2 separate regions of the Mus musculus genome follow, and region 2 is linked to region 1. The links are chromatin contacts, found by Hi-C or POLR2A ChIA-PET in ENCODE. All regions are on one chromosome and are shown on one strand. The core of a region is the stretch at or near the end of the contact, and the rest is flanking DNA. Distances in the headings are between cores, read along the strand shown.

What was found. Hi-C counts contacts between places; a loop is a spot of excess contacts on that map. ChIA-PET counts read pairs that join two places held with the same protein, here RNA polymerase II (POLR2A).
Region 2: a map of heart shows a loop between it and region 1 (2.7-fold over the local background). The contact joins the promoter of Zdhhc24 here to the promoter of Ccs in region 1. A Hi-C loop is called at or near these places in 1 of 37 maps with a recorded cell type or tissue (heart). POLR2A ChIA-PET finds 5 or more read pairs at or near these places in 4 of 5 experiments (Patski and embryonic stem cell).

What each region holds. Positions count from the first base shown.
Region 1 is chr19:4,838,059-4,840,977 of GRCm38, reverse strand. Ccs (copper chaperone for superoxide dismutase) reads left to right here and starts at 1,656. Exons shown (of 8, transcript NM_016892.3): 1 at 1,656-1,781; 2 at 2,075-2,147. The coding sequence starts at 1,743. Ccdc87 (coiled-coil domain containing 87) reads right to left here and starts at 1,612. Exons shown (of 1, transcript NM_207268.3): 1 at 1-1,612. The coding sequence starts at 1,496.
Region 2 is chr19:4,877,361-4,880,227 of GRCm38, reverse strand. It overlaps Zdhhc24 (zinc finger, DHHC domain containing 24), which reads right to left and starts at 1,560. Exons shown (of 3, transcript NM_027476.3): 1 at 1,199-1,560; 2 at 1-107. The coding sequence starts at 1,479. Actn3 (actinin alpha 3) reads left to right here and starts at 2,319. Exons shown (of 21, transcript NM_013456.2): 1 at 2,319-2,517. The coding sequence starts at 2,374.

The DNA of each region.
Region 1 (2,919 bases), core at 407-2,906:
AACTCCTTGTAGACCTCTCCGGTGGTGTTCCCAACAAGACGATCCGCATCCATTTCTTCAATGGCTTTACCATCCAGTTCCCCAGTCAGATGGTTGTATAGGACTCCAGCCCCCTCAACGTGGAAAGAGTCGTTAAAGTATCTTTCAGAGAGTTGCACAGTAGCTACCTGGACTATAACTTGATCATGTACCTTCAAAGCAACAGTGACTGGCTGTGGGTGTAGTGGGATGATTCTCGGGGGTTGGAGATCCCACTTTCCGGAGGCTTCTTCCTCCTGCAGGCTTTTGATCATTTGCTGCAGTTTCTCTAGGTGGTGCTGGGCAGTTAGGCGCCGGGTAAGGACCCCGAGGAGGGGAGGCAGGCCAGAGTCCAGCAGGGAGTATCGACTCCACTCCATTCTCATGATCTTCATTTTCTGCTTCAGATCCTCAGCCACTATGTCCCGGAATGGCAGTGGTTTACTCTCTGAAGCCAAGATCAGCGGGGTGAGGGGATGAGGAGAGGGAGGAAGAAGGCACAACTCATCTGCCAGACTCCACCCCTCATGAAGACAAGGCATGGACTGGCCCCTTTGGAGCCAGGAATGGACTGGTGAGGTGGGGAATTGGTGACTCTCACTGCTGGGAGAATGACTAGGCAGTGGTACCATCGGTGAGGGTCTCGATTCAATTTCTTTATCCTTTATCATGGAGGGCACCCAGAGGAGCTGCTGTCTACTCTTCAGCTGGGGGATGGATTTCAACTCTTCCACTGGATCAGGTTCGGGCTCACTGGGGAAATCATATGGGCGGCTGAGTTGGACAAGGTAGTTCAGGTTGAGGCTAGAGCACGGCATGTGGTCTAAGCCAGTGCTGTGAGGCCAGGGGATTGGACAGAGCTTGAAAGTCCCAGGGGGACAGGGAGGAGGACGCAATTTGACTATGCCTCCCTGGGCGTGCTTTAAATTTAGCAGGGTCTGAAAATCAGCCAGCAGACAGCGATAGACATCAGGACTGGTGAGGAAAACTGTGCAATCCCTGGCAAGGTTTACTGCCAACCGGCTGAGGGTGGCTGATTCAGTGAAGACCCTTCTAGAGGTCGGCAGGGTCACCAGCAGGTGCAGGTAGCGTACGAAGAGCTGCTCACTACTGATCAGCACGTAGGACTCGAGCCGCTGCCGCAGCTTCTGGTTGTTTTCGTAGTCCAGAATGGGTTCTATAGGAGGTTCCCGCCAGTTGCACTTCAGCTCTTCTAGAATAACCTCAGTGAGACGAAGTCGGTCCTTGGCAGTTACTCGTGCCGCCCGCCCGCTGCTTGCTAGCCGCTTGGACACTTGGCGGCACAGCGGCCCAACTTTCAGCTTCGCCAGCGGGATGGATTGCAAGGGCGTGGCATCTTGAGAGGGGCGCTTCGGAGGCTCTGGAGGAGGCTTCGCCTTGCTGGGGAAGAGCGACAGCGGACTCAGCAACCGGTGGTAAATCGGCTTGAGGTCAGGTTCCTGACTGTGTGGTTCCATCTTTACCAGGTGGTTCCGGCTGAGCGGGTAGAGGACGCCAAATGGTTACTAAGGAAACTGCATCAATGCGCCTGCGCAGCCGGTAGCACTACCGGACAGCTCAGAGGCCTCAGCCTAGGGAGCGCACGCGCCAAGGAGGTGGAGCTAAGGGCGGCCTCCGAGACTCCGCCCATCCCACAAAGTAGAGTTGTGTTGGTCTCTGGACCCTACCGGTTCGGTGCGGCCTAGGCAGTGACAACAGCTAGGATGGCTTCGAAGTCGGGGGACGGTGGGACTGTGTGTGCGGTGAGTGAAAGCTTCATGTGGAGCCTCGCATAACTTCAGCCCTTGGGGTGATCAATATCTTGGGAAGCCAGGAAAGAACAGGCTCCTGGGGAGGTGAAATTCCGGGGTTAGGACGGAGATGCCCCTCACGGGAGGGGGGTTGGTGGTAAAGACCGCGATCCTGGAATGTTCATGAGATAATAAAGGAGGAATTTGAAGAGAAGTCAAGTGCAATGTGTGCAAAGAGACATAGGGGATGAGGTGGCGAGTAAGGATCATGTCTGACATGTGCCCTGGCCTTGCTTCCCTTACAGTTGGAGTTTGCAGTGCAGATGAGTTGTCAGAGCTGTGTGGATGCTGTGCACAAGACCCTGAAAGGGGTGGCAGGTAAGAGTAGACAATCTTTCTGGGATCAGCCAGGGGTTTGTGTTTAGCCGTATTCCGGTTGCATAGATGCAGAAAGAATGAAAGGAAGTTTCTCAGAGTCCGGGAGATGCAGAGCCTAGAGTATAGGCCTCAAGCTTTGCCTAGCCAGAGCTTTCTTCTAGTACAAACTGCCTGTCCAGCTGCTGAACAGCATGGAACTAGCCAGAGTATAGAGCACTTCCTACCAAGGGCATTCTAGAGGGGGAGGGGGGCGGGCATTTGAGGTCTGGCTTGGGAAATAGAACAGTTCTGAGAAAGCAGACAACATCCCTGGCCCAATTCAGGGACTTTAAGCCAGGAGGTCTGCAGGTGGGTGACCTGGCAGAAGAGGAAAGATATGAAAGGCAGAGTCATTTTCCTGACGCTAGAAACTGGCTGTTTTGGATTCTGTTAAATGTTCATTCAACCTTTCAGCCAGTATAGATTAGACACTGGGGGTTTCTGAGGGAAAATGTTTACCCCTATGCTTAGGTAAAGATCGTATAAGCTTTGGCAAAGGAGCGCTCCTAGAACACTTCCTTGGGAAGCCATGGTGGCAAAGGGAAAGAAGGAGATGAGAGTCTGAAGCCAGGACACTGGCAGGGGTGGGGTGGGGAACCCCAGTGCGTATAGTTCCACAGATGTACAGCTTCGTGCTTATTTTCTGTGTTTCTGTTTCTTCAGTGTTTGAACAGTGTTCATAGCTCAGTGTTGTCATGAGGAGTGAATTAGTTGATACAAGTCTTGAGCCTGT
Region 2 (2,867 bases), core at 311-2,810, 39 kb before region 1:
AGCAGCCCAATAGGCGACAGTGATGGTCACGACGTAGGATGCACACACGGCAGGCAGAGCAGTGACCACTACGAGGTGGCACCTGGCTTTGGCACTGGTAACAGTAACTGCAGGGGGTGGGAGCAAGGACACAGGTCAGTGCCTCAGTAGCTCTCAGTGTCCCAGACCATGCCCAACCGCAGCCTCAGAGACCATCTTGGGAAAGCAGGAACAGTCCCTGTCTTCACCAGGCATCTCCAGCTAGTGGTTACTGCCTGTGACACACCTTCTGAAAAGCAAAGTTTGCAAAGGCCTGGCAGTACTTCCACCACTAACATCTTTCTCCCTCTCCACTCCAGTCGCTGACCTTGTGGTTCTGGAATATTCTGGGCATACTGTGGCTTCTGCCTTTTCTTGGTCTGCTTCCCTCTCCCAGAAACCAGTTCAAAATTTCCCAAGTGGCTGACTCCACCGCAAATGCCTGAGTGATGTCCACCTATTTATTTTTAGTTTTTAGTTGCAAGTGGACAAGTTAGTCTTAATATATTTGTGGATGCTATGGCTTTTTAGTAAAATGTAAATTAATTAATCAAGCTAATTAACCTAAAGCTAATCACCTAAAAGTCTTGTACTGAAAATTGACCATCTATTTAAAATTGAAACTTTATGCTGGAGAGATGGCTCAGTGGTTAAAGGCATTTGCTTCGCAGACTTGATGGCCTGTTCACTCTTCTGAACCCACGTGGTAGGAGAGAACAAACTCCCGAAAATTGTCCTCCGACCTCCACCTGTGTACCCCGGCATGCGCGCCTGGGACCGGACACACATCACACATACAGACACAAATAATAAAGATAACTTCTCGCCTCTTTTACCCTGCTCTGTTTTTTGTTTCTGTATCATTCTTGAGCATCTAGTTTACGCAATTTGCTTTTTTTTTATTGGCTTATTATTATCTTTATTATCTGCACCTTCCGCCACTGAAATCAACTCCAGGAGGTCGGGCATCTGTTTTCACTTGAGTCCTAGGAACAGTGGCTGCTCAATATCTGAATGAATAAGTAGCGGGTGCCAGGCTCTAAAGGAGTTCTATGGCTCTAACAACCCGGATGCTAACGTCATCTGGTTACTGACACCTCAAGTTCTGGGTCCTTTCTTGGTACCAGCGACCACCAGACCCCCTGCTTCTGCCCGCCGACTCCCGGAGCCCAACACTCACGCCCAGCCCTGTCCCAGGCCGCGGCCAGCCAGCATCACCCCCCGAATGCTGGGATCCGAGCGGAGGAAGAGCACCACGTTGCCCAGCAGATTGAGCAGCTGATAAGCAGCTAGCGCCAGTTGCAAGGCCCGGGCCAGTGGTCCCAGCGGGGGTGGCCCAGGCCCCAGCACCATCACGTAGGCCAGCTCCAGGACCACGACGGCGGCCCACAGCGCGGTGAGTACCAGTGGCATCCGCGCGGGCGCTCCTTCTGCGCCCCGAGCTGCCCAGGACTCCCCCATGGTCGGACCCACCGGCTTTCCGATCGCTGGGATCCCACTGCTTCCGCATTGGGGAGGGCCTAGCAGCGAACTGACGTCTCCTGCAACCAATAGGAGCTCCGCAGGGGGTGCGTTGCGCGCGCCAGACTTATAGGGAGGGGCCACAGATACGGAGAAGTGATTGGCTAACTGACCAGATGTTCGAAAATCTGATTGGTGATGCTGCCCAGGTGTCAAAAAGAAGCAGTCCGCCCAGCGTACTGCAGTAGCCGCCCCTGGTGTGGCTTGCTGCCACTCCATGAGGATTGAGTTGCAGCCCCCGGGGCGTCGGGGTTTCCCGGCTCAGCACATTCTCCCTACACTCCTCTACAGCCGCCCCGGTATTAATAGACCTGGCTGGCCCTATCATCTGGCCCTGAGCCTTTCCCCATGCTCGGGTGTCTCCATCACCCTAGAAAACTCCCCAAACAACTTGTTGACTTGCTGTTACAGACTGTGAAATAGAAATAGGGGTCTGTTTCTCGAGCGCAATGCTTAGGAGGGACAGACTCAGGTCCAAGGGGCAGCCTTTAGGATGCCTACAGCCACCACTTGGAATCCACTTAATAGATGAGGAAACAAAGTCCATGGCTGTCCCAAGATCACACAGCAAGTTAACCACAGAGCTAAAATGCGAACCCACTATCTAGGCCAGTAGTCATCCCAGCATCCCCCGCGATTCCGCAATCTTTGACTCCAGCACAATCTCTTCTCTGGTCCAGTTCCCAACCTCCCTCGCCCCCTATCTGGCCCCACCCACGTACCCCATATTTAGTACGAACCCGATCTGGGGGCTGGACCGGGCCCTACTTAACCCGGCCTGAGTGTGCAGGAGCTCGCCCAGTGAAGCAGAGCGGAGCCAAGAGCCTGAGCAAGATGATGATGGTTATGCAGCCCGAGGGTCTGGGGGCCGGGGAGGGGCCCTTCTCTGGCGGTGGGGGCGGCGAGTACATGGAACAGGAGGAGGACTGGGACCGCGACTTGCTGTTGGACCCGGCCTGGGAGAAACAGCAGCGGAAAGTGAGTGCTCACCCATTTCCCAAAGGCAAAAACTGAGGCTGGGAGGCCAGGCAGTTCTTCTCGGGCATCTGGGCAGTTCAAGGTCAGAGCCTGGCTGTAATCTAGAGTGCAGCTCCCCAAACCAGGCTCTGCCCACCAGCTATATGCTGTCCTCAAAGATCAGAAGAGTTCTCATAGGGATTTAGGATATCAAGGACACCGTGGAGTCCCTCAGTGACTCCCCAATAACTTTAAGCCCACTGCCCCTCTTGTGTTGGTGAAAGTGGATTTTGGACAAGGTCCAAGAGACCCAACTCATTCTTGGATGGGAGGTGAGGGGTTCTCAGAAAGTTATGTTCCTTTAGTCTCCA